Regions from separate parts of the Homo sapiens genome. Here all the other regions are linked to region 2. Evidence: chromatin contacts called from ENCODE Hi-C or POLR2A ChIA-PET data. All regions are on one chromosome and are shown on one strand. Each heading gives the region's core, a stretch centred on a gene start or an enhancer-like site at or near the end of the contact. The rest is flanking DNA. Distances are from core to core; before and after follow the strand shown. Region 1 overlaps AKT3 (AKT serine/threonine kinase 3). Region 2 holds the start of KMO (kynurenine 3-monooxygenase). Region 3 overlaps AKT3 (AKT serine/threonine kinase 3).

The links. Hi-C counts contacts between places; a loop is a spot of excess contacts on that map. ChIA-PET counts read pairs that join two places held with the same protein, here RNA polymerase II (POLR2A). Pooled maps may share reads with other maps.
Region 1: a loop to region 2 is called in a pooled map, with 5 times the contacts of the local background. The contact joins the enhancer-like site here to the promoter of KMO in region 2. A Hi-C loop is called at or near these places in 1 of 37 single-sample maps with no recorded cell type and 3 of 50 pooled maps. POLR2A ChIA-PET finds 5 or more read pairs at or near these places in 1 of 52 experiments (activated CD4-positive, alpha-beta T cell).
Region 3: a loop to region 2 is called in a map with no recorded cell type, with 6 times the contacts of the local background. The contact joins the enhancer-like site here to the promoter of KMO in region 2. A Hi-C loop is called at or near these places in 2 of 37 single-sample maps with no recorded cell type and 2 of 50 pooled maps.

Annotation. Positions count from the first base shown.
Region 1 is chr1:243,726,603-243,729,532 of GRCh38, forward strand. The region is part of intron 2 of AKT3 (AKT serine/threonine kinase 3); the gene reads right to left. Among named protein-coding and RNA genes, the nearest start is that of AKT3-IT1, 66 kb to the right of the region's middle. Within about 2 kb of position 1,374, at least 3 of the 41 ENCODE cell types and tissues checked have a DNase peak (open chromatin) inside an H3K27ac peak, as active enhancers do.
Region 2 is chr1:241,530,819-241,533,691 of GRCh38, forward strand. KMO (kynurenine 3-monooxygenase) reads left to right here and starts at 1,560. Exons shown (of 15, transcript NM_003679.5): 1 at 1,560-1,680. The coding sequence starts at 1,627. RefSeq lists an enhancer at 1,143-1,292.
Region 3 is chr1:243,594,603-243,597,480 of GRCh38, forward strand. All of the region lies in intron 8 of AKT3 (AKT serine/threonine kinase 3), which reads right to left. Among named protein-coding and RNA genes, the nearest start is that of AKT3-IT1, 200 kb to the right of the region's middle. Within about 2 kb of position 1,394, at least 4 of the 41 ENCODE cell types and tissues checked have a DNase peak (open chromatin) inside an H3K27ac peak, as active enhancers do.

The DNA of each region.
Region 1 (2,930 bases), core at 124-2,623, 2.2 Mb after region 2:
CAACCCAAAAGAAAGTTAACATTTATCTATGAACAAGCACTCAGTCCCACAGCCATGAGAGTTGTCAAAATAACAGGAAGAAAAATGGACCAAGGATATATAAAGCTGAAAATGGGTCAGAATGCTCAAATTAAGAATCAAACTTATGTTTTTATTTTTCTTGCTTTTTCTTGCAAGCCAGGGCATCCTCATGAAAAAACAGGTAAGAATTTGGCAAGAATAGGGATAGAAAGCAAAAAGAAACTTGTTTTCCCAAACATCTGGCATCCTTCAACAAACTCTGGCAATGAAAAGTCAAAGCAAAGCAGATAAGATTCTGCCAATCACCTTCTACTTAGGCAGTGGCAATAGGTGGCCTAGCCAAGGCTCCCTGCCTGAGCTGAGAAGAGATGTCAGTATTGTGGTAAAGCCCACCTCCTTGGTCTTCAACAGATTCCTTCCATACCCCCAGGTTATGACAGAAAATGAGCAATTCACACAAGCATAAATGTGAAACATTAACATTTAAAAGGAGCCTAACCTACATAATAAGTGCTGAGGCTGAATACACATTGTGGGTCAAAATCAGGACAAGGCAGCTCAACATGGCATCTGTTAAGGGAAGAAAAATAAAGGGCAGACAAAAGACAACATTTAATCCTAGGTTCAACCTTCATAAATCAGCATACAATACCAAAAGTAAGTTAGTTGATTGATTGATTGATTGATTGAGACAGGGTCTTGCTCTGTTGCCCAGGCTGGAGTGCGATGGTACAATCTCAGCTCAACACAGCCTTGACCTCCTGACTCAAGCAATCCTCCCAAGTAGCTGGGACTTCAGGCATGCACTACCATGCGTGGCTAATTTTGTTCACTTTTTGTGGAGATAGGGTCTTGCTATGTTGCCCAGGAAGGTCTAGAACTCTTGGCCTCAAATGATCCTCCCACCTCAGCCTCCCAAATTGCCAGGATTACAGGTGTCAGCCACTGCTCCCAGCCCCAAAAGTTTATTATTATAAGGACTCTTACTCTTCATTGTAATTTATAGGCTGAAATTGCAAAACTGAAAACCCTATTCTTGCAACAATAACTTGAGGTATTTAGAACTCATGACACCAAGTTTCACATCCTCTTTCTTAAGTCTGCAGAAAAGGAACCTCCATCCTTATAGTTCAAAGTCTTTCTAGCAAAGAAAAAAAGAGAACCAAGAAAAAAAAGCATCATAACTATTTTGTAAGTATCAAACTAAAAAATTTGATATAATCTTAGTTTAAAAAAATAATTATAACACTGATTTGATATTTAGGCATAGAGGGATGTTGGTGTTTTATAAGAATTGACCTGACTATAAGCAGCACTCAGCTACATCTCTCAAAAATAAGGGAAAGCCATTTTAAGAGCTTGAAGTAGTATGTTGTAGTCCTATGACATTAATAGTTTAACAGAAACCACATACAACTTGAAGACTAAAACTATCAACTCCCTAAACAACTCACAGTGTACGTTAACATGACTTGACTATTCAGGGAGAGCCTCACCCTGGCAAACGGTTTGATTGTTCATCACAGCAAACTCCTGAAACACGCATCAACGATTCAATAGAAAGCCCCAACAGTATGTAAGATTTTTTGAATCCCTTGCTGTTGCATAATGGTCATCATCCAATTTTAATCAAACACACACACACACCCAGTATTCACTCAACCTCAACCAAACTTTGATTCTCAGTACATACTATCCTTGCTTTCTTCCCTCCAAGAAACCGCCAAAGTTCTAACCAGGTGGTGTACTCCCTTTCTGTGACAGGCAATAAACTCTATCTATAGGTTGTGAGGGAGACACTTGGGCAGCCAGCACTTGATACTATGCCAGCTGTAAGTTTTAATCATTCAGGAATATAGTGCAAAGAGTACTGTGAACTTATGGTGTGCTAATGCATCATACTAGCAATTGTGAATTTAGATCATAAACCTTTGTATTTCACCTAAAACTTTATGGGAACAGATAGGACAGGACAGGCAATCCCAATGCTTTTGTAGAAAAACTGTCTGGTCATATGCTGTCAGTTCTTCACGATTTCAAAGAATAACCACTTGAAAGAAAATTTTCAAAAATCTAAAGACTTAATAAAACTAAGATCAATGAGTTTTAAAGTACGTGTCATTAAAAGCACAAACTCATTTGCAGTCTATGGACTCTAAGGCAAGAGTCATATGCCAGACATCCCAGAAGAGGTAAAAAGTTATTAGAGACAAAAAGGACTTCAGGGAAACTTAGTTTTTCCTTAGGGAAAGGAGTCCTCCATGGAGTCACATGGCCCTCCAATAAGTAGGCATCAGGTAGTGTATCAAGAACTGATACAAGATCAGAAAGGAAGAGCCAATGAGTTAGGAGAAACCAAGGTTGGGTTTCAAGAATTGAGTTGCTACTTGTGCTGAATGATATTAAGAGATGGAGAAAAAGAAAGAGAAAAATGTTCACGCGGATGTCAATGATTTTTACTAGACTCTTCAGAGGAGTAAGAAATCCAAATAAACTAGAGTTTAGGGCAGAAAATTAACTACAAGGTGAGAATATGAAAGATGCCAGTGTGGACAAACCATGCAATAAAATTTTATTAAAAGAGAAGCAGAAATAGAGGCAGTAGCAGAATGGGAAGCAATATGTCAAGAGGGGGCTTTTCTTTTTAGGATGGAAGATACTATTGCACCTTTATATGCCGGTGTGAATGATAAAGCAGAGAGGGAGAGACTGGTAATACAAGAGAGGTAATGATTTGAGATTTTGAAAAGATTAAAAGGGTGGAATTCAAAATACTAGTGAAAATAAGAGCATATGCACTGAGTTTAAAGCATGAGAATATGGTGAGAACATAAATGGGTACAGCCTTTCCAGGAAAAAAATCAAGTACCTCATAGATTATAAAGAGACATGAAAGTAACCATATCCTT
Region 2 (2,873 bases), core at 310-2,809:
TAGGAAAGTTCAAAAAAGTCAACACTAAACTATTTTAGGGATGCATCTATCATGGTACAATTATACATAAAAGCAAAGAAAGTTGGTATGGCAGTTACCTCTACGAAGGAGGGGTGATTAACAGGGGGCACGTTAGACTTCTGGGATTCTGGCAATATTCTCTCTCTGCACCTAAATGGTAGTTACATGGATACTTGCTTTACAGTAACTTATTATACTGTTCATTTGTGTTATAGTTCATAATTTTTAAAAGATTTTTTAACAATGATACATATTGATACTGAGGAATTGATACATATTCTCTACATATTGATATTGAAGAATTCTCAAGCTATATGTTGTAAAGTGAGAAATATGATGTGGAAAAAGTTTTTAAATGTATGTTTAAAAAGAAAGGAAGGAAGGGAATGAGAGAGTGAGAGAAAGAGAGAGAGAAAAGGAGAGAGAGGAAGAACAAGAAAGACATAATCAACGTGTAGAAGAATACGGTAACCCACACACCAAAACAGTTGTTGTCTTTGGGCAGGAGGAATAGGTGGCCAAGGGTCAAGGTTAGCAGGATTACTATTCACCGTGTACTCTTTTGTGTCTTTAATTTCATGCCATGTTAATGTATTACCTATTCAAAATAAATAAAATACCTAATCATGCTTATCCACAAGGGGTCACTATTGAATGCCATTTAACTCTAGTTCCTAACCAGGGAAAAAAACGTTCTGAATTCTTTATGTGCTTAACAGGAAGTGAAGAAACAACTTCATTTATGTTCTTATTTTACATTACACCACATCATGTTCCAGAAAACAATTGCCATTCGCAAATCATGCACAAAAGTATAACATTTAAAACGGAGTGAAAAAGACAAAAAAGTGAATAGATAATATGAAGTCGGGAATGAGTTTACAGAAGCGTTGTGTCAGTCATCTCCCCTAGTGGTAATTAGACTCTAAATTTTCGATTCTAAAATTAGATTCTAAATTTTCTAGCATCTGGGCTGAAAAAAAAAAGGGGAAGTATGGTCAGTTACACAATTCAAAATGTTGATCGGGAGAATATTAAGACCTTGCAGAGAATTTTCCCTGGTAGAGCCTGTTAAAAACAATCCATGAGGACCCTTTAGATGAAATTTTTGATTGGTCTTAACCACAAAAATGATCCACAGATGAATTATGAAACCATGTCATCTTACTCTCTAAGGGAGGTATAAGATGTTTTTGGACTTCAGATGAGAAGGGCTCCATTCATGGTTAATCATGAATGAAAACGAAACTAAGAATATATGCTGTAGAAAAAGAAGAAGAAAAGCCACAAGACTGCTTAAAAATTTCTGTGTCTTACACAGAAGATAGAAAAAATAGAGTGTCTCCAATTGGATGGATTTTTTAAAAAATTTGGTTATTGTAATGGATTTATTTTTTCTTAGAGCTGAGCTGATTGTACTTTGGCCAACTAATGGGTTAATACTGTCAAGGGAAATTAGCCCTGACTAAACATTGCCGCTGGCTCATGAATGCACTAGGCTTGGGGCAGTATAAAAACTCAGAGAAATCAGTGTGTAGGAGACACAGAAATCAGTGTCACTCAGTGACAGAAGCAACAATAATTGTGAAAAATACTTCAGCAGTTATGGACTCATCTGTCATTCAAAGGAAAAAAGTAGCTGTCATTGGTGGTGGCTTGGTAAGAATTTTCAGATGGATTACTATTGTTGGTGGTATTATATTAACTATTATTACTCGTAATGATTATTATTCGTCACTTCTGCAAATTGTTAATTTTCTTGTGAAAACTCTGATATTTAAATACAGCTATTTTGTTTATTTTTTTAATATTTTTATTTTCATAGATTTAATATAGTATGAGTTTTAATCTGTTCTTTTTCAGGAAAGGTATTTTATAGCCATTAAATACAAAGGTTTCTGTTTTCCCTCATCATTTTGGTTTAGGATTTGTTAAAAAGCAAAAATAATGCAAATTGAATTTGATTTTATCCCCAAATTGGCTATGTTTTTAGGAACAGGAATTAGTCTCAATATTCATTTTAATAAAAACATTTGTTCCGCTTTGTTTAATAACTCAGTTAATGCTGTCTAATGAGAATAAAAGGGTCAAGAAACATGAAGCTAACGTCAAAGTATCATGTTGAATGTTCACTAGTTATATGAGTAATTGGGAATAAGATTTATGTGGTCGCCTGACTTACTTGACTCTTCCAGTGGAGCACCTAAGACAGTGGAGTGAGGTGTTCACCTCTCACTGAGCACGTGACGTAAAGGTGCTGGGGCTTCCCCCATACCTAACAAGACGGAAGGAGAGGTCACTCTCTGCTTTCATAGTTATGGTGCCAAAGGTAGTTCTGTTTAACATGGGTCTGCTCCGATTCAACTTTGCTTTTTCCCATCTCAGCAGAATTTCTGTTTCAGAATACAAACATCCCAGTTAGTCAAGGTTAAATCATTTCCCTATCACCTTTGGTCAAATCATTTGGAGACTTTTCATTAATTATTCATATATCCACTCAACAAAAAATTTATTGAGGGCGTAACACTGTTCTAGGCTGAATATAGATGGTATATTTTATGCCACACATGTATTTATACAGTATATGCTGTCTTTTGTTCTGCCTTCCTTAGTGTCTTTTCCCCAAAGTGCTAGAACAGTTCTTTTAATATTTCTGATTCTAAATTTTCATTTAGAAATGCTATCACATGATGTGTTGGTCACTGGTTGGGACATGTGTCGTCACTGCTTCATACTAGGCTTGTGTCCAATCTGTCCTATCAAAATGTTGCACAAAATGAGAATTCATGTGTTCAACAAAATCTGATTACTATGTACCAATATTGTTTTAGGTAGTAGGGATGCGAGGGTGA
Region 3 (2,878 bases), core at 144-2,643, 2.1 Mb after region 2:
AGTCACACAATCAGAGACAGGGTCTTGCTGTGTTGTCCAGTCTGCAATGCAGTGGTATGAACATGGATCACTGCAGCATCAACCTCTTGGGCTCAAGCAATGCTCCCAATTCTGCCTTGCACCACCAGTCCAGGCTAATTTTTTAAATTTTTTATTTTGTAGAGACAGGGTCCTGCTGTGTTGCCCAGGCTGGTCTCGAACTCCTGGACATAAGTGGTCTTCCTGCCTCAGCCTCCCAAAGTGCTGGGATTACAGGTATAAGCCCCCATGTCTGACTAAAGGACAGCCCTTTCAATGAAAGATAGTGAAAGAACAAGATGTCTGTAGGGGGAAAAAAATGAACCTCAACTCTTAGCTCACAGCATACATAAAAATTAAAATGGATCACAGACCTATACATGTAATAGGTACAACTTAAAAAGTTTTAGAAGAAAATACAGTCATGCACTGCTTAATGATGGGGATACATTCTGAGAAATGTGCAATTAGACAATTTCATCATTGTGACAACATCCTAGGGTTTACTTACATAAACCTAAATGGCATAGCCTACTACTTCTAGGTACAGACCTGTACAGCATGTTACCCTACTGAATACTCTAGGCAGGTGTAACACAATGATATTTGCACATCTAAACACATCTAGAAAAGTACAGTAAAAATATGATATAGAAGATTTAAAAACGATATACCTGTCTATTGCATTTATAATACCATGAATGAAACTTGTAGGACTGGAAGCTGCTTTGAGTGAGTGAGTGGCGAGTGAATATGAAGGCCTAGGTGATTACTGTAGACTATGAACACTGTATAATGTATAAAATAATTAAAATTATTTTTTTCTTCAGTAATGAGTTAACCTTTGCTTTCTATAACTTTTTCACTTTATACACTTTAAAATTTTTAAAAACGCCTTGACTCTTTTATAACAGTTTAAAATATGAACACATTGTACAGCTATACAAAAATATTGTTTCTTTACATCTTTATAAATATTTTTCTATTTTTTTTAACGTCTTTAACTTTTGGTTAAAAATGAAAACACAGCATATACGTTAGCCTAAACCTACACAGTCAGGATCATCAGTATCACTGTCTTCCACCTCCACATCCTGTCCCACTGTAAGGTCTTTCGGAGCAGGCATCGAGTAGTCATCTCCTACGCTAACAATGCCTTCTTTTGGAATATCACCTGAAGGACCCACCTGATGCTGTTTTACAGTTACCTATTTTTTTTTAAATAAGTGAAAGTAATACACTTTAAGAAACAATGAAAAGTACAATATATAAAATAAAGAAGTAACACAGTCATGTACTATCACAATCAAGTATTATGTATCTAACTGCATGTGCTATGTTTCTACACAACCGGCAGCACAGGTTTGCTTACACCAGCATCACCAAAACATGTGAGTAATGCACTGCAGTATGACTTACAACATTTACATCACTAGGCAATATGAATTTTTCAGCTACATTATAATCTTATGGTATTGTCATATACATGGCCCACTGTTGACAGAAACTTATTATATAGCACGTGACACATAACAAATAGGAGAAAGATGTGTGACCTGGGGTACACAAACATTTCTTGGACAGTACACAAAAAAAGTGAAAACCATAAAAGGCAAGAATTGATAAATAAGACATCAAAATTAAAAACGTCTGTTCCTCAAAAGACATCACTGAGAAAATGAAAAGGCAAGCTACAGTCTGGAAGAAACCATTTGTAATACAAATATTTGGCAAACTATTTGTAACCAGAACATCCAAAGAACTCCTATAATTCAGTAAGAAGATGAACAACCGAATAATAGGTGAAATATTTGAATAGACAGGTCACAAAAGTATATGCAATGGCAAAAAGTCTGAGTGAAGACATTTCCTATCATTAGTCATAAGAGAAACGCAACTTAAAACCACAGTAACATACTCCCACACACTCGTTAGAATGACTAAAATGAAAACCACTGACCACAGCAAGCACTGGTGAGGGTGCAGAACACCTAAAATTCTCATTACATTAATGCTGAGACTGTAAAATGACACAACAGTTTTAAATTTTTGTAAAATGTAAGCATATGCTTACCATAAATCCAACAATCATACTCTTCAGTATTAATTAAAGAGAAAAGAAACAGGCCTATCAGCTTTATTCATATTAGGCAATGACTGGTATTAATCCGCATGTACGTCACCAGTGGGAGAGATTAACAAATGGTGGTATAGCTGTGCAAAGGATAATGACTTCACAATAAAAGAAATAAATGACTGAGAAATGCAACAAAGTTAACAATCTCAAAAAACATTACGCAGAATGAAAGAAGTAGATACAAGACAGTATATATTGTATGAGTTCATTTCTGTGACATTTTTAAAAAGATGAATCAAATCTTTAGTGTCTGAAAGCAGACCAATGGCTACCTAGGGCCACGTGTGGATGTACTATGGGTACAGGGAAGACTGACTGCAAAGAGGCATGGCAGAACTTTTTGAGGCAATGAGAATGTTTTATATTTTTATTGTGATGGGGGCTACATGCATATATATGTTTGTCAGAAGTCATCTAATCATATACTTAAAATGAGTTCATTTCATTATATGTAAATTATACTTAAGTTGACTAAAAAATGAAAACAACCTAAACGTTCAATGATTTGGGAAGGTTTTAATAAGTTAAAGTGTATCTACATAATTAGTAGGCAACAAGTAACATATTTTAAAATGATAAAATTGAAAATATGTGTACAGTATAAACAGTGGAAAATATATTAACACGGTATTAGCAATTATTTCTAGATGGTAAGATTTAGAGTGGTTTTTATCTTCTGTTTCATACCTCAAAAAATACTTGTAATTATTTAATATCCATTCC